Regions from separate parts of the Homo sapiens genome. Here region 2 is linked to region 1. A link is a loop called in an ENCODE intact Hi-C map of the cell type or tissue named here. Cell type or tissue: heart right ventricle. All regions are shown on one strand. Links, peaks and the distances in the headings refer to the core of each region. The heading gives the core; the rest is flanking DNA.

What was found. A loop is a pair of places that touch in the nucleus more often than their neighbours do. Peaks named below come from ENCODE experiments on the same cell type or tissue, not always from the same donor. Only the 100,000 strongest peaks of a DNase experiment are listed, where the experiment ranks them.
Region 2: a loop joins it to region 1, with 3 times the contacts of the local background. A loop is called at or near these places in 2 of 110 quality-filtered maps.

Annotation. Positions count from the first base shown.
Region 1 is chr2:100,666,978-100,679,936 of GRCh38, forward strand. LINC01868 (long intergenic non-protein coding RNA 1868) reads right to left here. Exons shown (of 3, transcript XR_001739611.1): 1 at 10,501-12,959; 2 at 8,780-9,893; 3 at 1,055-3,194. Among named protein-coding and RNA genes, the nearest start is that of LINC01868, 6.5 kb to the right of the region's middle. In heart right ventricle, for the core only: no CTCF peak of the experiment used is centred there; no DNase peak of the experiment used is centred there.
Region 2 is chr2:100,611,816-100,620,318 of GRCh38, forward strand. No RefSeq gene overlaps it. Among named protein-coding and RNA genes, the nearest start is that of LINC01849, 12 kb to the left of the region's middle. In heart right ventricle, for the core only: no CTCF peak of the experiment used is centred there; a DNase peak (open chromatin) is centred at 4,286.

The sequences.
Region 1 (12,959 bases), core at 2,523-10,522:
ATAAAGTAAAAAAGTTACAGTAAGCTAAGTTTAATTTATAATTCGAGAAAAATATTTTTAAATGTAGTGTAGCCTCTGTGTACAGTATTTATAAAGTCTATGGTAGTGTACACTGATGTCCTAGGGCTTCATATTCACTCACCACTCACTCACTGAGTCACCCAGAGCAACTTCCAGTCCTGCAAGCTCCATTTACGGTAAGTGCCCTATACAGGTGGACCATTTTTTATCTTCATTTTTTTTTTTTTGAGATGGAGTCTTGCTCTGTCACCCAGGCTGGAGTTCAGTGCTCACTGCAACCTCTGCCTCCTGGATTCAAGAGATTTTCCTGCCTCAGCCTCCCACGTAGCTGGAATTACAAGCATGCGCCACCATGCTCAGCTAATATTTTTGTATTTTTAGTAGAGATGGGGTTTCACCATGTTGGCCAGGCTGGTCTCGAACTCCTGACCTCAAGTGATCCGCTTGCCTCAGGCTCCCAAAGTGCTGGGATTACAGTGTGAGCCACCGTGCCTGGCCATTTTTTATCTTTTATACCATATTTTTGCTGTACTTTTTCTATGTTTAGCTATGTTTAAATACACAAATACTTACCATAGTGTTACAATTGCCTACGGTATTCAGCCCAGTAATATGCTGTGCAGGTTTGTAACCTAGGAGCAATAGACCATGCACATAGCCTAGGTGTGTTGTTGGCTGTCCAATCTAGGATTGTGCAAGTGTATGCTATGATGTTCACACAACGACGAAATCACCTAGCAATGCATTTCTTAGAACATATTCCCATCATTCAACAATGCAAGACTGTATCTAGTTCCTCATAATTAAAAAAAAAAAAATCAAAACTCAAGAAACATCAACGGCCTCTCCTGCCCATCCCCCTCCACTGTCTTGGTAAAGCAACAACCTACAGTAGCAACCCGAGGAGACGCCTTGAGCATGGTCCAGAGTGATGATGGCTGCCCAGAAGCCAGAGTCACCGCCTTGTGCACCCACCAAGGCGCACAGGCTGAGCGGCCAGAGCTTGAGTTCCTTTGTGGATTCAGATGCCAACTTGTGAGGATTCAGAGGGCCCACTCGACCCAGTTGCTGTTCTAACTCTGGACCACCTAGTGATCAGGACAGGCTGGCCTCTGTCTCTGGAAGTTTACCTTCTGGCAGAGGAGGAAGAAATAATGAAATAGTTGCAGGTGAAGATTTTGAAGGCTTTAATGGAGAAAATTACAAAGGTCAACGTCATGGTGATTGGCTTCAGAGTATAATTTAAATTGGGAGGTCAGGGAAGGTCTCTCTGAAGAGCTAAGAGCTGAGCTGAAATCTGAACCATGGGATGGAATCAGCCCTTTAAAGAACTGGAGAAGGAGCCCTGCAGCAGAGGGAACACCTGAGCAAACCCTTGAGGCAGGAGCACACTGTGTTTCCCAGCAGAGCTCTGGAAGCCGATGTGGCCGGTGCAAGTAGTTTGGGAAGAGGAGGGAGAATGGTCAATCCCAGATAAGAGGGCCTCATGGACACTGAGTCTGAATTGCATACTCGGGGTGACAGGAAGCAGTGAGCAGACACAGCTGGGAGTGATGAGGTTGGGGGACAGGATAGGCGTGCACTGTGGGGCCAAAGCCGAGCTTGCGCAGCAATGGATAGGTAACACAAGGGTTGCAGACCTGGGTCGGCGCAGGCCCCCCTGCAGAAGCACACCTGTCTCTTTGCAGACATGGGGCCAAGTCCCTCTCGCTTTTTTGTTCACAAACAGCATCTCCACATCTCCTAGGGAAGTGTCACTTCCTTTTTTGCAGTTTGTCACTCAGCGATTCTCTGATTTATGAACTTCCTAGCTCTGCATCCTGCCAAGGTGTAGATTTCAGCGGAAGCTTCTAATGAGGAAAGGAGGGGAATTGAGTCTGGTGACCTGTGCATCCAAGAGTACTCTCACCCAACACAACTCATCACTGATGAAGGAGCAGGCCCTCTCTGCCCATGCTCTGTGGTCCAGACACACCCCTGCTCCAGAGACAGAGACCAGCGGTTTACGACAGAGTCCAATTAATGTCGTGCCTCCACTTTTCCAAACTGAGGAGTGAGTTGGGAAAATTAGTTAATCTCTTTGAGTCTCAGCCTCCTCAATCACAGGATGGGTTGTTGAGAGGAGCAATTCAGTTAGTGCATGTGAGGAGGGGCGCAGAAGGAGCCCTTGGCAGAATTGTTATCCTTATGCCTTTTTGCTCAGCAGGGCAAGCTACAAGTTACGTATCAATTGTAGCCTTGGTTCTAAGAATTGTTATCCTTATGCCTTTTTGCTCAGCAGGGCAAGCTGCAAGTTACATATCAATTGTAGGCTTAGTTCTAATAGTATCTTCTATTATTTCTCCTTTCCCCAACTATCACTGACAGAAACATTTAATAAAGTAATTATCAGTAGTGTAATAAAAACTAACAGTTATCAAGCAGTGACTTCATCTTTCACTCTGTAAACTCTTTACACATTGAATGTCCACATTATATGATTGAACGTCCACAACAACCCTATTAATCCCATTTTATAGATGAGGACTCTGAATCCTGAAGACAGCAACTTGTCCAAGGTCCAGTGGTTAATGGGTGGCTTCTGTCTTAGGTCACCAGTTCTGTAACTTTGAGGACAATACTTCTTGGAGCCCTATGCTCTTTCTCCAAATTTTACAATGCTGTTGTATGCAATAATTAACTTCATGCATGCTCCAGCTGCAGGGAAGTATAAGATATTCCTAACCCTCACCTTGCAGAGCAGTTCAGGTTTCATTCCTTAAATACCCCTTTGCCTTGATCAATTCAGTGGCGATTAGGACACTTACATAAATCATAAACCCAACAGTTTCTGTCAGTGGGAGAGGCTGGAATCAGTGCTCTGTGAAGATAGGGTTCAGGGCTCTGCGGCTGGTTTACCTAAAACCCTCAAGCCTGGTTTTTCTCCCTGGGGCTCCTGAAGGCAACAGCTCTTCACCTTTTGGAGGATTAAGTGACCTTGTGGATCTTCTCCCCATAACAGTGCACAGACATGTGCAATTTCAGGGCTTACCGTGACCCTACAGCCTCAGTAATGCCCAAGTTGAGATGCCTTGTATTAGTCAGCGTTCCCCAGACAAACAGAAAGCCATGGTGCAATTCAGCTCATGCCCAAGGGTCTGAGAACCAGGGGAACCGATGGTGAGATTCCCAGTCTGAGAACAAGAGAAGATGAAATGAGATGTCCAAGATCAAGCAATGAGGCAGGGGGAAAAGGGGCCAATTCCTCCTTCCTCTGCTTTTTTGTTCTATTCAGGCCCTCAACAGATTGGATGATGCCCACCGACATTGAGGAGGGCAATCTGCTTTCTCAGTCCCTCAGTTCTAATGCCAGTCTCCCCAGAAACACCCTCACAGACACACCCGGAAGTAATGTTTAATCCATGCACCCCATGGTCAGTCAAGTGGACTTGTAAAATGAGCCACCAGAGGGCTTTCTAGGGAAGCACAGGGACATCGGCCCCTCTGCCCAGGGCTTAGGGAAGAGGGCTGCCCCAGGCCCCTGGAGGTAATGATCTATCCTTCGGTCGCTTTCCTAAGCAGAGGTGTTATTCAGTCTTTGCCAGAAGAACACTTTTCTTCCCTTTCAGCACAGTCATGATGCAGCCTCAATAGAGGCTTGCACCTCAGCAGCCTTCTGTCCTTTCTAGCTCCCCACGGGCTCTGGCCACACAGAGTATGTGCCCTCCCATATGCCCAGAATGAATTCCCCACCTCTCCACCCTCCTCCTGCATTGCACTATGAGGCAATGTCAGGGCCTGGCAACAGCTTTTTCTAGCACCCTGTCCCACAAACCCTCTGCCTGGTGTCCAAATACAACCCGGCAATGCTGTGTAAGGCTCAAACTCAGCCTTCTCGCCTGCACCTTTCTTCTCCTCCCTGACCCTGAGGATATCCTCTTTGGTACTCTGTGGGACTGTGTGTCTCGAAATCTCCATCGAGGAGCCAAGAACAACGGCAAACTCCGCAGGGTATGGGGATATAGGTCAAAGCAGGGCAGAACCTCAGAGTTTCTTTGAAGTCTTCTGGTTTCTATTTAGAAGTGATGCAATGTTTTGCATCTCATTCCGTGATATATACAAGTTTACTTAAACTATTTTTTTTTTTTTTTTGAGACAGAGTCTCACTCTTTGGCCCTGCTGGAGTGCAGTGGCACCATCTCGGCTCACTGCAACCTCCGCCTCCCAGGTTCAAGTGATTCTCCAGCCTCAGCCTCACGAGTAGCTGGGATTACAGGTGTGCCCCACCATGTCTGGCTAATTTTTGTATTTTTAGTAGAGACAGCGTTTTTGGCCAAGCTAGTCTCGAACTCCTGACCTCAGGTGATCTGCCTGCCTTGGCCTCCCAAAGTGGTGGGATTACAGGAGTGGGCCACTGGGCCTGGCCTCACTTAAACATTTTAAAAGTTTTCTATTGATTGCTCTCAGGTAGAATCAACGCTCTTGTGCCATGTCTTGCCTATAGCTTTGTCTGTTCCCACCCAGCACACTGACTCCCGCAGAGAACCACAATCCAGTTAGCAAGACCTGCTGCTTAGGGGTTATCATTCATTTGTTCATTTCTTCTGCACGTATTGGGCCTGCCATGTGGAGGATGGCACAGATGTTAAGCTCACGAGTTCAGAGTAAGGGCTAACTTGCATTCAAGTCTCTGCTCACTTACTAGCTGTGTGATTTTGGGCAAGTGGCTTGCCCTCTCTGAGTTTTAGTTGTATTACCTTTTAGTTTTTTTCTTTTTTTTTTTAAGAGAGAGGGTTCCACTCCTGTCACCTAGGCTGGAGTGCATTGGTGCTATCATGGCTCACTGCAGCCTCGGACTCCTGGGCTCAAGCCATCCTCCCACTTCAGCCTCCAGAATTGCTGGGACTACAGGTGCGTCACCACCACACCCGACTTATAGTTGCATTACCTATGGCTCGAGAGCTATAGGGGCATCTGTCACATGAGACCTGTGAGAATTAAATGAAATAATGCCTGTAGAGCTTCGGTACCTTTCAGGACAATGTTCCCTATAGGGCTTAATTGTGTTCGCCATGATGGCATAAGATGGCATCGTCTATAGAACTGTCCTTATGGAATTATTAACTGAAGAGTTAATCAAAAATATTAAGTAGGGAATTATAAACAATGATAAAGATATTAAAATTATTTCATGTAAAAAGCAAAAATGCACACTGATTTGCCTATCTTTTGATGTAGGGTCAAGGCCCTGGCTTATGCCTTGTCTTTCTGCGGGAACTTTATGTCTTCTTCCTTATACAAACTACAAGTGTATAAACAGGCTATGCTCTGCAGTTTTGATTCTAAAAATAGAGCAAAGGTTTAAAGGAATATACGATGCAAGAGTCCTATGAATATTCAATTTTTCTCCCAAACATGTAAACTTGTCCTGCCCACACCTATGTCAATGCCACTGATTTCTAGAGACTCATCTTTCTTGGGTCTTTTCAACAAAAAAGCTGTCATTTTCACATTCATGTTTCATTAATTTGTAAGTGCTGAGTTAAATTGTGTAAGTGTGATAGCACATACCTCTGGCAGAGTGGGTTTGGGAGGAATCCCTGTGACTCTGGGTGAAGAGCACCTCAACTGGTGGGGCCAGAAGGGAGTGGTCTAGAGAATCCCCCAACACATGAAACCCCAGGGCAAGAACACAAATGGAGGCCCACATGCCATGCTGCTGAACATTTGAAAATTACAAATCAAGCTAACTTGGCCAGGTGCGGTGGCTCATGCCTGTGGTCCCAGTGCTTTGGGAGGCTGAGGCGGGTGGATCACTTGAGGTCAGGAGTTCGAGACCTGCCTGGTCAACATGGTGAAACCCCGTCTCTACTAAAAATACAAAAATTAACCTGGCGTATGCCTGTAATCCCAGCTACTCGGGAGGCTGAGGCAGGAGACTCACTTGAACTCAAGAGGCAGAGGTTGCAGTGAGCCAAGATCCTGCCACTGCACTTCAGCCTGGGTGACAGAGTGAGGCTCTGTCTCAAAAATAAATAAATAAATAAATAAATAAATAAATAAATAAAATAAAAATAAATCAAGTTAACTCTAACAAAATATAGTCTGCCTTCCTCTCCCGACAAACCCAGAAGGCCAGATTTTAACATTGAATTCTTGGACTCCATAGGGCTCCGTGCTAGAACGAGGTAGTCAGAGATGGCCAGCTCTGAGGCTCCAGCCCAGGTGTACCTCATTCCTCTTCTCACCCCCATTTCTCACACACCAAGGGGACTGGCAAGTACTGTGGAAGCTCCATCTACGTCCCCTACAGACAGTTGCCCCTTGGCCATCCTCAAGAAGAAAACCCGTCCTGTGATGGAAGGGGCTTGGGGTCCTGTGGGCAGGGAATGCTGGGGTCCCAGGTGCACTAAGAATGGTCTAGGCCCGGATTGGCAAGTATTTCTACAAATGACCACATGATAAATATTTCAGGCTTTGCAGGCCATACGGTCTCTGTCGTAACTACACAAGTCTGCCGTTTTGTGGTGAAAACAGCATAGACGCTATGCAAACAAATGAACATGGCAATGTTCCAGGAAAACTTTACTTATGGACACCAAAATTTAAATTCCATGTAATTTTCACATATCATTCTTCCTTTGATGTTTTTACAACCATTTAAAAATATAAAAACCATTCTTAGCTTATGAGCTGAATGGAAACTAGTGGCCCAGGAGTCATTTGCAAACCCTGGTCTAGAAGGTGAGGCAAAAACTCTAGGTGGACACATCCCAGTGGGCCCTGGACCTCTTACCCTGTGGAGTGGGGAGTGGGGCCCTCAGGGGCACAGGGCTGAGGGAGGATCCCGTCTTGCCCAGGCATCAGGATGGTACTAAAACTGCCTGCCAGGCCAGAGCAGTCACGGTGTTCTGCAAAGGTTAATAAGGGGCGTTGATGAAGAGGAGCCTCTCCTGTCAACAGGAGCTATTTTGGTCGTGATTCTTGACCAGGCCCCTTCTGTAGCATCCTGGGCCAGCAGCTCGCCTTTCCTCTCTGACCTGCTATTGCCAATACTCCAGGCCTCCTAAGAGATGCAAAACATGCAAAGGGTCTCATTTGCTATGATACATAGAGCCAGGGCTCACAAAGTACTTGATTTCCAGAAAACCCACCCTGGGACCCACAGTGGAATGAATGGGCTTCTCACGGCAACCCCTCAGCCCCTCCCAGGGAACATCTCCAAACAGCAACCAGCCAGACCCGCCTTGAGGGCACTGGGCGCCATCGATGTCTCCCCTTCTGCTGGGGCCTTGCAACTGCTGGGCCAGCCAAGGGACAGAGCATTCCTTTGCGTTTCAGTTCAGCAGCTGGATTTAGGCTGTTGTCTCAGACATTGGTTGATGTGGTTGTGGGACGATCTATTTTCCGTTTGCTCGCTTACAAGCGATTTCTAAAGCTCTTGTGGAAATCATTGTTAGTCAACCCTATATTTAGCCTTAAGCTGAATCAATTTGATGGCTTCGAGGCAGAGAGAGAGGGGAGAAAAAAAGAGGGGGCTATTTTGATAAGAATGCACTTTTCCTCAATTTTCACTTTTAAAAATTGCAATGTATACTCTGGAGGTGGGTGTGATTTTTGATAACAGATGTAGTCAAAGAAAATTATTTTAAAACACATTTTATGTCTAACTGACCATGCGGTGATGAGCTGCTTCCCCCACGATTTCACTCAAATTACCATGGGAACAGTCTGAATCTTCAGAAAGGCGCTGCACAGAGAGCCGCATCTGGCAGACGGTAGCTTCTGTCCCGGCCCTGCGTTCCCTTGAAGAATGAGCTCATTCATTTGTTCTTCCAGGAGCTCCAGTGGCCCTCAAGACCCACCTCCTGTTTCTAAGCCTGAGGGTTCTGTCAGGGTCTTCGGATAGATTACAGGGGAGCAAGGCCATTGGGTGCAGCGTCCTTGGTTAGCAAGGCCAGCCCTGGCTGAGCTCAGTGGGGAAGGACATCATCTGATTCTGAGCCTTCCTTTCCTTCTGCATCCAAGAATTCAAGCGAGGCCTGCCTGGCAAATTTGTTCAAAATCGGCAAGCCTACAAGAATGGGAGCCCTGCCTCTTGCCCCGGCCCCCAGCTATTCTCTCTCCTCCCTCAAATCTTAATGCCAGATTGGTGCCCCTCCAGGAAGCATCCCAGAAGGTTACAGGGGTTGGAGGGCCAGCCTGCACCCCCAACTGCCATAACTAGGACTTCCCTGTCCAGGCTCCATATGCCATGTGGAGTCCTTCTGTCATTCAGGTTCTATGCTAAGCATTAGAGCACTTGTCCAGAGCCCAGCTATGTCCACTCATAGGAGAAAGTTTAAATTCACATTCTCAGACCTCACCCTCAGGTCAAAGAATGCAGAATGCATAGGGGTGGGGGACTGGGCTTCAGTCATTTTTAAGAGCTCCCTAGGAGATTCGAACATGTGGCCCAAGAAGGCAGCTACTGTGTTAGAGATGCAAAAACGAATGACTCTACTTAGAGTCCCTGCCCCACAAGCCCATACCCTGCTCCAAACCTAGTGGTCCCACCCTGCTGCCAGCTCAGTGAGCAGCATCTACACCCCACAAACCAGGTACCCCTGTGGGCCTCCAAGTGTGCACATCCACATGCCTCTCTAGATGGTCAGGCCCACGAAGGCAGAGGCTGCGTTTATGTTGCTCGCCTGGCACTGCTTCTGCCTTGTAGTAAGTCTTTTCTATAGGCACAAATCAGTGAATAAAAAGACACAGCCCTCATCCATGTGGAGCGTACCCAGGAATCTTGAAGCATTTTATCTTGGCCAGAGTCACGTGTAGGTTTCTAGATCCTCCAATCCAGCAGGTCAGTTGGTTGGAACAGTGTCTTCTCCCCACAACCCTTCCTGCAGGATTGATATTTGCAGGAGCTGGCTGAGCAGGGCTCTGCTCACTCTGGAGGGGCCCAGCCCTTGGTTGGAGTCTGTGATCACCACTGGCTGCTCCTTGGCTCAATACCCACCGGGAGGCCCTCGAGGGACCATGTCTTGGACCCCCAGAGAGTTGCCTGCACCTCTCTGCTGGTCTCAGAGCCACCGGGCATTTCCTCTGTCACCTATGATGTCACTATTATATTATCTATGATGTCCTCTCTTCCAATTAGATCCTCCTAAGACAGGGTTCTCAGCTCTGGCCACCCCTGGGAAGCTTTGACACATTTCACCGGCCAGGACACTACAGGCCATTTCTGTGAGAGTTTCTGGGAATGTAGCTTAGCTATCCATAGCTATTAAAGCTCCCCAAGTGATTGCATTGAGCTGCCAAAGCTGAGACCCACTGAGCTAGGATGAGGCCCATTGATGGGTATATTTTAAAAATTCGTCAGGTTGATTGAACAGACAGCTAAGGTTGTGAGCCTGGCCAGGAAGTGACAATTGGTATGTCCTGCTGGTTTCTAAGGTATAACAGCAACAAACATTGACTAAGCATGAACTTCCATGCTGGTCACTGTTCTGGGTGCTTTCTGTGCATTAGCTCATTACATTTTCACCATGCCCAGAGGAAGTAATAATAATAATAGCTAACATTTATTTCACACTGCATATGCCCCTGGCACTGTGCTAAGGGCTTCACCTACCTCAATTTATTTACAGATAAGGCAAACCGAGGCACAGAGAGGTTAAGTAACTTGCCGGAGGTCAAGAGTTGAGAGGTGGTATTAAGAGGAGACACTCACCCAGGTCATAGGCTCCAGAGCCCGAGGGCTCTTCCACTGCAGCCTGGGCGAAATATGGTGGCCAACAATCTGTATAGACGAAGGACTAAGAGAAGGCACCTCAGAGCTGACGGTAGGTCTGATGGATCTGCCTGCAGTGCGCTTCCTCAAGGAGGAGCATGTCCCTGGGTCAGAGCTGGGGTCAGGGGAGAAGAGTGGGCCCGGATGAGGGCTTGGGAGCGGCCCTAGCATGGGGAGACATCCTGGAGCCTCAATTCTAACACAGGAGGAGGCGCAGAAGAAGCATCCTATGGTGTGCATTTCCTCCCCACCTACTTTCTGAGTCCCTCTGATTTCTGTTCTGTGCTCTCTAGCACAAATCCACATACATATGCCACAAGCTATGAGCCCTCTGTACAAGGGGAATAAAGATCTGCTTTCCATTCTCCCCACCTGACAACTTGGAGATGGTGCAGGGTTAGGACAGAGAAGGGCTGTGTGGTTAGAACCTGCTCCTGGGTCGAGGGACGGCCGGGCTGGTCCTGTGCATCCCCGCTCAGGGCTGAGCATCATTCTGCCTTCCCACCATCCCTTCCCCTCCTACCAGAAACACCCCCTCGGACTTGACTTCAGAGACGATGCCACCCCTATTCGGGCCCTGAGGCTCAGGAGCACTCTCTACCCCACTCCCCGACTAGGGGAGTGAGCGTTCTGGGGGTAAGCAGGGTGTCTGAGTTGCTTGGGCTGCTATGTCAGAATCCATACATCGGACAGCTTAGAAACTACAGAAAGTGATTTCTCACAATTCCGGAGGCTGGGAAGCCTAAGGATCAAGATGTCAGCAGATTTGGTGTCTGGTGAGGGCCTGATTCCTGGTTCATAGACGGCTGTCCTTCCACTGTGTTCTCACATAGGGAAAAGAGTTCACTGCGGCCTCTTTTATAAGGGCACTGATCCCATTCATGAGTGCTCAACCCTCAACCCTTATGACACTGCCACCTTTCAAGAGTCCCCGCCCCTAAATACTCTTACATAGGGGGTGAAGTTTTGACATATACATTTGGACGGGGGCACAAACACTCAGACCACAGCACATGGTGTCTAAGCCAGGCCAGTGAGCTTCTGTTCTGGACCTTTGGTGGAACATTGAGAGAAGTCCTCTTCCTGCTGGGATAGCTGAGAATGTGAGATGTCAACTGGGAGTGCTGGGAGCCTTCTGGACCCTACGAGGTAAGGAAGGGCCCACCTGGGGACAGAGGGAGCGTGAAACAGAGCCAGGCCGAGTCCTGAGGACAGCATCTCAGCCTCTAGGTCCTGCTGGGTCGGAAGTACCGACATCTCTCAGTTATGGGAATCAGGAAACCACTCTTTTGCTGAGCCCGTGTGAGCTGAATTTCTGACACATAGAACTGAAAAGTTTCTGCCGTGGGGATTAACGCCAGAGTTGCTTCGTGCTGGGTATTTAACCTCTTGGAGCCTCAGTTTTCTCATCCATAAAATGAGAACAATATTATCCACCTCACACGGCTGCTGGAAGGATGAAATGTGATTCTTATATAAAGTGCTGGCAAATGGTAGGCCCACAATAAATGTGAGCTCCCTTCCCCCGGTTCCAAATTTAAAACTGAAATCTGGATCTAAGAGACACAACATGTGGCGAGAATTAAGAAAAAGATATAAAAGCATAGCAAGATGACCCTTGCCTCAGGTAACAGAATATAAGTAGGCACAAAAAGTTCACTCAGTAAGAACCAGAAAATTCAGACCCCAGTTAGAAAATTAGCAAGTATTTTGAGCTATCTTGAAACTCCCACGACTTAAATATATAAGTAGAATGCATTTACCCTATAAAGTTCACAAGTCTTTTAAACAGACTTCCGTGAACTTTGCCTGCAGTGTGGGAGATTGCAGAGGGGATGGTTGGAGAAGGGAGCGGAGGACAGAAGACCCCCCGTCTCCGGTCTTAGTTCAACTGATTTCATTTCGGTCCTTTTCATTCAGGGTCTTTATCAGCTAGTGTTCATGTTGTTTTATTGTTCTCGTTCCTATTTTAGTAATTTTTCTCCATCCAATAGCATTTTCCTTTCTATCTCTCTGGAGATCTACACAGATCTGAGGACAGAATTGATCAACTCTGGTTAATAAAATACCAATCTTGAATGCAATATTTTGAGTCAGGAAAACTTTGAACTGGCCCTAACTGAAGATTTATGTTCCAGTCATCTATGAAGGAAATTGCAAAGCAAATCAATGAAGACCTAAAATGTTGCTTCAGTTGTAGTTGTCCTAGATCAGCGATCAATCACACCATCAATTGTCAGTGATTTATTGAGCACTTATTTATCCCATCACTATCCTGGGAGATGCAATGAAACAAAGGTGGTATAAGGTGCTTAAAATCTAGATGGGAAGGAAGATGAATTGTCACAAAATAGAAAACATATCAGTACTTAAAGTAGAAGTTAATGTAGCCAATTGCCGTATGCAAAGATTCATGGAAGAGGAAAGTCGATACTCAAACTGGTCCTTAAAGAGTGTACACAAATTGGAAAAGCCCAGAGAAAAATGAATGGGTATCAGGAGTTGGATATGAGAAGCCGAAGCCTGAGGTCTGCAGAAACCTGGAATATGTGGCGGCCAGTGGGGAGTCCATCCTGACCATGATGAATGAATCAGTCATGAGAAAGAGTGAACCAGGCCAGCCATGGCCTGCCCCCGATGGTGTCCTGTGACGGCCTGTAATGGGAGGCCTAGGGCAGCTGGGCTCCGCTGGTGCAACAGCTCAGCCGTCCCATCGAGAGCCGCAGGTCCGGTCATCTTCCATCCCATCATCTGCCAGCATGGTGGCTTCTAATCCACAGATTTGTCACCTCAGGCCACAGGACGGCCAGTGCAGCTCCAGAAACAACCACTCAACCACATCCAATTGCAGGAAGCAAGGGAGTGGCAGATGCTAAGACAGGAAATAGGTGTCTCTCTTTTGATTGAGGGGGTATCAGAACCCCCCCTTACCAGAAGGCCTCCCCTCATTGGCCAGAAATGGGGGCCCTGCCCACCCCTACCTGCAAAGAAGGCTGAAAAAGTGTGTATCTGGCATTTTTAGCCTTAACTGTGGGAATTCACACTCTGTCAGTAGGAAGAAAAGGATTGGAGCTGGGGAAGACTATTGGATAGGCCAACCAGAGCATCTGCTCAGAGGGTTCAGGGGGAAATAAGCAGGGTTTGAAGAGGGAGTCAGGTCTTGCAATGCCTTGAAAGCCAG
Region 2 (8,503 bases), core at 504-8,503, 57 kb before region 1:
TTGTTACCTCCATGCGTGGAGGAAGGCACAGGCCCCGCTGTATGGAGGGCAGCCCCCTCTGCCCCAAGGTGGGGAGCCCAGGCTGAAAGTTCACACTGCCGAGGTGGGAGTCTTGTTTAGAAGGTAAGAAAAGTGGCCAGGCCCGGTGGCTCATGCCTGCAATCCCAGAACTTTGGGACGCCAAGGCAGATGGATCACCTGAGATCAGGAGTTCGAGACCAGTCTGGCCAATATGGTGAAACCCTGTCTCTATTAAAAATACAAAAATTAGCTGGGTGTGGTGGCTCACACCTGTAATCCCAACTACCTGGGAGGCTGAGGCAGGAGAATCGCTTAAACCTGGGAGGTGGAGGTTGCAGTGAGCCGAGATCGTGCCACTGCACTCCAGCCTGAGTGACAGAGTGAGATCCTGTCTCAAAAAAAAAAAAAAAAAAAAAAAAAAAAGCAGAAGAAGAGAAGAAGAAAAAGAAAAAAGAAAAGCCCGTGGGCTTTGGACACAGGGCCTGGGGGATGCCCGTTTCATCTCCACAGCAGCTCCTAGAAGACGGAAACACTTGATGAGGCAGGGAAGGTGGCCGAGGCGTGGGATCTGCCCATTCTTCAGGTATTTAGATGGCACCGAGCCACCCCTCTGGGCCTGTGCCCTCATGAGGGCTGTGCTGGGAGGGAGGCTGGGGCTGGAAGCCGGGGTTCCCCACCTGGCAATGGGAGAGGGTCTGGCTGAAGCCAAGACCCATTGAGGCTGTAGGGTCCTGTGCACCAGATGGTTGGGAAAGGGGTGAGGCTGGTTGGGGAGGAGGCCTTCACCCCACAGCCAGGAAGCTCTGTGGGGGAGGACACAGATGTAGATGTAAGAGCCTGTGAATGCTGTGGCCCGGGCTCCCCTGGACTCTGAATATCCGCCTCCTGCAGGCCCAGGGGACCAGGACAATCTTCCCGCCTGCACAGGTTGAGGACAGAGGCTCAGAAAGGTGCAGTGGCTTGCCCAAGGTTGCACCGGGTTACCAGTGCTGGAAACCAAGTCTCCTCACCACCTTCCCAGCCACTCCCCTTTCTACCATAGCTTGGTGCCCACTGCTCCCTACCCTGCCCCTTTTCCCGCCCTCCTCATGCCCCATGGCCTCTGTAGGTACTGTACTGGAAGCCCAGCACTTTCTAGCCTGGGGCCAGATGGCTGCAAGGCAGGCAGTGGGTGTGGGGGCTGAGGCCTGTGGTGCTGGGCCCGCCAGCCCTGGGGGAAATCCTGGGACAGCCTTCCTGCAGGAAGCCTACTGCTTCTCCTGGTGGTCTTAGAATCAAACTTTCTATAGAGGGGCTTGGGAAGCCATTTTGTGCAAACTCCCTCTCAACACATAGTAAAAAGCCATACGTGGCCGGGCATGGTGGCTCATGCCTCTAATCCCAGCACTTTGGGAGGATCACCTGAGGTCAGGAGTTCGAGACCAGCCTGACCAACATGATGAAACCCCATCTCTACTAAAAATACAAAAATTAGCTGGGCATGGTGGCAGGTGCCTGTAATCCCAGCTATTTAAGAGGTTAAGGCAGGATAATTGCTTGAACCCGGGAGGTGGAGTTTGCAGTGAGCCGAGATCTCACCAATGCACTCCAGCCTGGGCAACAAGAGTGAAACTTCGTCTCAAAAAAAAAAAAAAAAAGTTGCACATGATCAGAGCCCAGAAGATCCATTCTGAGCACTTCCAGCAACAAGGGGACCAGGTAAGCGCACCCAAACCAGAGCCTTTGCTTGTGAGAAACTCCTCAGGTGGAACCTATCCCTCAATCACTCCCCACCCCTTCCCACCCTTCTGCCTCTCTGTGCCTTCCCAGGAGGGGCCACATCCTCCTGATGGCCCAGGAGTCTGAGTCCTGTCCTGGGGTCCTTGGCTCCTCGCCAGCCCCACACCTCCAAACCCACTCCATCCTCAGTTCTTCCCAGTTTAATGCTGGTTCTTTCTTTCTTTCTCTCTTTCTTTCTTCCTTTCTTTCTCTCTTTCTTTTCTTTCTTTTTCTTTCTTTCCTTCCTTCCTTCCCCTTTCTTCCTTCTTCCTTCCTTTCTTCCCCTTTCTTCCTTCTTCCTTCTTCCTTCCTTTCTCTCTTCCTTCCTTGCTTCCTTTCTTCCCCTTCCTCCCTCCCTCCTTTCCTCTTTCCCTCCTTCTCCCTTCCTTCCTTTCTTCCCGTTCCTCCCTCCCTCCTTTCCTCCTTCCTTCCTTCCTTCCCCTTCATCTCTCTCTTTCCCTTTGTTTCTTTCTTTGTTTCTTTCTTTCTTTCTTTGTTTCTTTCTTTCTTTCCTTCTTTCTTTCTTTCTTTCATCTCTCTCTCCCCTCCCTCCCTCCCATCCTTCCTTCCTTCCTTCCTTCCTTCCTTCCTTCCTTCCTTCCTTCCTTCCTTTTGATGGAGTCTCACTCTGTTGCCCAGGCTGGAGTGTGGAGGTGCAATCTCAGCTCACTGCAACCTCTGCCTCCCAGGTTCAAGCGATTCTCCTGCCTCAGCCTCCCGAGTAGATGGGACTACAGGCACGAACCATCACATCCAGCTAATTTTTGTATTTTTAGTAGAGACGAGGTTTTGCCATGTTGGCCAGGCTGTTCTCAAACTCCTAACCTCAGGTGATCTGCCCACCCCTGTCTCCCAAAGTGCTGGGATTACAGGCGTGAGCCACTGAGCCTGGCCTACTGCTGGTTTTCTAATTGCCTTCCTGCTTCCAGTTTTGTCCCCTTGCAATAGATTCTTAGCAGGCCACACAGTGATGGCTCTAAAGTACAAGCCCAATTACATCAAGCTCATGCTCCTTTTGGCCTTGGGCCCCAGGGCCTGTTCTCTGGAAAGTTCCTGCCCCTGCACTTAGCACTAATGGCCTGCACTGGTTGCGTGCCTCACAGGGCTTGGTCCTGGGCTGCGTGCTGCTCTGTCCCACCCCAGCAGGGAGGCCCTGGAGGGCAGGAGTCCTTCTCGTCGTGTGCAGAGTAGGTGCTCAACAATGTTACCCAGAGGAGGGCGGGATGAGCATGAGGACTAGGGGCGAGTTCGTCCATGCAATCCCAGCCTGGTCCCGGGTGCCTCGGCACATGTGAGGCCGGGGGCTCCTATGGTGTTCCACAGGCTTCTCTGGCCATTTGATGTGGGGTCTGTGCCTCTTCCCCTCAATGTGCCCTCAGTGGAGCAGGCTGTCCTGCCACTGTCTCAGGTACACATTGTGTACTTCGGGCACGTGAGAGGGAGTGAAGAGGGGACAAAGAACTTCCACGCTCTGGCTTTCTAGTCCCCGAGGATTTCCCATCATCCGGAGAGTCCGGGTCCTCACGGCCTCAGATGGCTTTCAGGAGCCCCTGGCAACTTTTGCCTTTATGGGCCCTTCTTCTATAAAACATGATTAAAAATTCCACTTTATGACAGAGTTGGTATAAAGATGAATATAATCATCTTTATTAATAAAATACAATTTATTATTTTGTATTCATTATCGTGATGTTCATTTTTTATTCTTAATTGAAGCAAATTAAAATGAAAACATTTCTGTGAGCCCCTCATAGCACCGTAGTCCCCAGGCTCTGTGCCTCCAGAGGTCTTGGGAGTGGCATCTTCTGAGCATCTTCAGAGCTGCCCCTTCATGGAGGGGATCACTCTTCCCTGGAAGTGGAAGGGCGGGCAGAAGACCTCCTATGGCTCAGAGCACAGAGTCAGAGGAAGCAAAGGCAGGCTTTGCAGGATGTGTGTGGGTACGTAATGGCAACCTGAAAGCACAGAGACACGCAGGTATCCTGAGACCTCCCCCACACCTCCCCAGGAACCTGTGCATGGTATGTTCATGTTTCTATCCTCTGCCTGGAGAGTGATCACTCCATCTCTCTCTCTCTGTCCTTCAGGCAGTCACCCATGCCGGGGCAGCAAACACTGCCCTGCGTCTTCTGCTGATGCTCTCAAAAGCAGCGTGTGACAAGCCATGACTCACTTATCAGCACCAGTCATGGAGATCCAGTCACAATTATGGAAAGGAGCTAAGGGTGACAGCTGCTTTAAATACCCTCTGGAATAAAGCAGGGTGCGGGGTTGGGGGACAAGATTATATCGAAGGGTTAGTTCTTAGAGAAGACACTGCTTTTTGAAACGGACATTTGGAATGAAATAAAAGCAGGTGTCAACTTTGTGTACTCCAGAGTTACAGCCATAATCATGCAGTGTTCTGGCTTTTCTCCCTGGGCAGGGGAGGAGCCTGCCATCACCTACCCATCACATCTCTTCTGAGCACAAATGATGCGTGCAGGGCATGGGGCCATGTCCCTGGTGGAGCTGGACAGCCTGGAAGTCAGAATCCTGGTGAGCTCCTTGCTTTGTCAATGGTTAAGCTGTGACACTCTGGCACCCTCACCGCCCCCAACCCCCACCCCATTTCAGATGCAGACTAACATTGGTATAAAGAGAACTTCCCAGGCCCAGTGCAGTGTCTCACGCCTGTAATTCCAGCACTTTGGGAGGCCGAGGCGGGTGGGTCATTTGAAGTCAGGAGTTCGAGATCAGCCTGGCCAACATGGTGAAACCCCATCTCTACTAAGAATACAAAAAAAAAAAAATTAGTTGGGTGTGGTGACACATGCCTGTAGTCCCAGCTACTCGGGAGGCTGAGGCAAGAGAACTGCTTGAACCCAGGAGGTGGAGGTTACAGTGAGCCAAGATCACGCCACTGCACTCCAGCCTGGGCAACAGAGTAAGACTTGATCTCTCTCTCTCTTTCTCTCTCTCTGTCACACACACACACACACACACACACACACACATATACACACAAGGGAGAACTTCCTGAGAGATAAAAGAAGAAAGAAATTACTGGGGAAAATCCCAAACTGTATCATCTTTTGGTTTCCATGAATATCTGTGAGACCCAAACTGGCAGCGTTTTACCCGTGAGTTTGGCAAATCCAAAAGATTGGCTCTCCACCAAGAATGATGGAACCCAATTCTGCATCCATGTACATTTTTGAAACATTTCCTAGGAGTGAGAATAGTTTCTATTGTTTTCTGCTATCTGAGGCCCCCTTAGGGTGGAATCTTCTCTGTGGAAACCGCACACTAAGGTGACTGTCACAAGGTCCTACTCACCATGCCCAAGCCCGGGGTGCAGAGCATCCCATCCCCGCATCAGGTTGCCCTTCTGTAATAGTCACATGAAAACTCATATGGTCCTTAAGTGGCTTCGACGCATCACACAAGTTCTTGTTGAAACCAGGGCTTGTTTCAGAAGATGATCCTGTTGCCCTTCCATGCAGCCTAGCGGAGAAGCTGCTCAGATCCTCACATTGCCCTGGAACAAAAGCAGCTTCTCATAGACCGAGCTGAGAATCTGATGGGCCTGGCTTGGTGCCTGGTCCTGCCTCTGAGGGTGGTCAACCTTGGCAAGTTCTTCTAGACAAATGTGGATGACCACATCCCTGCATGGTCATTTATGAGGGTCTTTCAGACCACAGAGCCAACGGAGACCAAGTCCAGTTGGGAGGGAATTGAGCTTGACTGTTGACACTGCCCCAGCCAAAAGCTCAGGACCTGGTCAGAAATGAAGAGACTCAAGGCAAAAAATTCACAGACTTTCTGAGAACCTCATTCCAAAGTTGGCACATTGACAAGCTGTGGATGAGGCTTTTTTCCTTTTGTTTGCATTAATATAGGTGTTTGAAAGATGAGATCTCAAGTTGCATTATAAATTTCACTCTGATTCTTTGCAAACTTTGAAATGCATCTCACTGTAGCTGAGCTGGGTCCAGCCATCAGATCAAAGGGGTGCTTGTTCCTGTTGAAGTTTTTTTTTTTTTTTTGAGATGGAGTCTCACTCTGTCACCCAGGCTGGAGTACAGTGGCGTGGTCTCGGCTCACTGCAACCTCCGCCTCCCGGGTTCATGCCATTCTCCTGCCTCAGCCTCCTGAGTAGCTGGGACTACAGGTGCCCGCCACCCCGCCCGGCTATTTTTTTTTTTTTTTGTAATTTTAGTAGAGATGAGTTTTCACCGTGTTAGCCAGGATGGTCTCGATCTCCTGACCTCGTGGTCCGCCAGCCTTGGCCTCCCAAAGTGCTGGGATTACAGGCATGAGCCATAGTGCCCGGCCGCCTGTTGAAGTTTTATTGGCCTAAGACAGAATCTAATTTTTTCCAATTAGTCATCTGTATCCATGTTCTCTGATGCCCAAGGACAAGTTAACCTGACCACAGTCATCTGCCAGCATTTTCAAGGAGAGACCAGGCCATTGAAGGCAGTTTATTATGAATATTGCCACTGGGCTTACTTGGATAAAATCATTTTCTTTTTCCCTTCCTTCCTTCCCCTTCCTTCCTTCCTTCCTTCCTTCTTTCCTTCCTTCCTTCCTTTCTTTTCTTTCTGAATCTGCTAAAATGTTAACTGTTTATTTAGGGTGTTGAGATTATAGCTGCTATATGTTTATTTATTTGGCATCTCTTAGCTTACTTTTCTTTCTCTTTTTTTTTGCTCTTGTTTCCTAGGCTGGAGTGCAATGGCATGATCTTGGCTCACTGAAACCTCCGTCTTGCAGGTTCAAGTGATTCTCATGCCTCAGCCTCCTGAGTAGCTGGGATTACAGGCTCCTTCCACCACACCCATCTAAGTTTTTGTATTTTTAGTGGAGGCGGGGGTTTCACCATGTTGCCCAGGCTGGTCTTGAACTCCTGACCTGAGGTGATCCACCTGCCTTGGCCTCCCAAAGTGCTGGGATTACAGGCATGAGCCACTGTGCCTGACCTTCTTTTTTTTTTATTTTAATTTTTCCATAAGTTGTTGGGATACAGATGGTATTTGGCTAGATGAGTAAGTTCTTTAGTGGTGATTTGTGAGATTTTGGTGCACCCATCACCGGAGCAGTATACATTGCACCCTACTTGTAGTCTTTTATCTCTCGCTCCCCCACACTCTTCCCCACAAGTCTCTAAAGTCCATTCCATCATTCTTATGCCTTTGTGTCCTCATAGCTTAGCTCCCATATATCAATGAGAAGATACAATGTTTGGTTTTCTATTCCTGAGTTACTTCACTTAGAATAATAGTTTCCAATCTCATCCAGGTCACCGCAAATGTCATTAATTCATTCCTTTTTATGGATGTGTAGTATTCCATCATATATATATATATACCACAGTTTCTTTATCCACTCGTTGATCGATGGACATTTGATTTGTTCCATATTTTTGCAATTGTAAATTGTGCTGCTATAAACATGCATGTGCAAGTATCTTTTTCATAGAATGACTTCTTTTCCTCTGGGTAGATACCCAGTAGTGGGATTGCTGGATCAAATGGTAGCTCTACTTTTAGTTCTTTAAGGAATCTCCACACTGTTTTCCATAGTGGCTGTACTAGTTTACATTCCCACCAGCAGTATAGAAGTGTTCCCTGACCACTGCATCCATGTCAACATCTGCTGTTTTTTGATTTTTTGATTATGGCCATTCTTGCAGGAGGAGGTGGTATCGCATTGTGGGTTTGATTTGCATTTCCCTGGTCATTAGTGATGTTGAGCATTTTTTCATATGTTTTTTGGCCATTTGTATATCGTCTTTTGAGAATTGTCTATTCATGTCCTTAGCCCGCTTTTTGATGGGATTGTTGCCTCCAGAATCCAAAGCATGATAAGTCACTCACTTGATTCTATAATTTTCAAGGTTAGGCCACATGTCCACTGGAGGCTGGGTCATCAGCTCCACCTGAATCAGATGAGTTGAGGAAGGGAAAGAGAGCGCATCAGTGAAAATCCAGGTACCATTGTGAAAAGAAGGAAGAGCCGATGCTGGTCAGGCAACACGAGCAGGTGCCCATGGAGGGTGGTGAGAGCCAGGTTGGGGTTGCTCCCTGTGCCGTACTCCTAACCTCAGCCTGCAGAGCCTCCCAGGTGGACACTGTGATGCCAGAGTAGGAAGACTCAAGCCTTGTTCACTCACTCATTCATTCAACAGCCATTCATTGAGAACTAACGCTGGACAAGGTCCTGGGCTAAACACTGCCCAGGATGCAAAAGATGTAAGATGTGTTCCTGGTTCTTAAAGATCTCAGCTTTCTGGGTGGCTCATACTCACGTTATGTGTGATTGTTGAAAAAATGATGCCTTCTTTCTTGCTGGAGTTTCCTCATTTCCTCCTTCTAGCAAAGAGACATAAAGAAACCTGCGCAATTTTCCAGGAGGTATCTGACGTTCACTGAGATAATAGACTGTTCTTGTGACTGGCATGGAAAGTCCGTTTCAATGACAGAGTTCACTGTGGCCATGATAAGTGGGATTGGGAGCAGGGTGGCAGCCCACAGAGCCACCCACGTGCTCATCAGGTCTCACGGTCTTCTCTGTATCCAGGGAGGCCTCTGCCCCATTGCAGCTGAAGAACCAGCCATGGCCATGGGGTCTGCCCAAACGATGGCTGGGAGCTTGCTAGGCCACAATTGGGGTTTCCCTGACTTTGTCAGTTTTTATTTCCCATCATGCCAACTATGTTTCAAATTTCACAAAAAGAAGA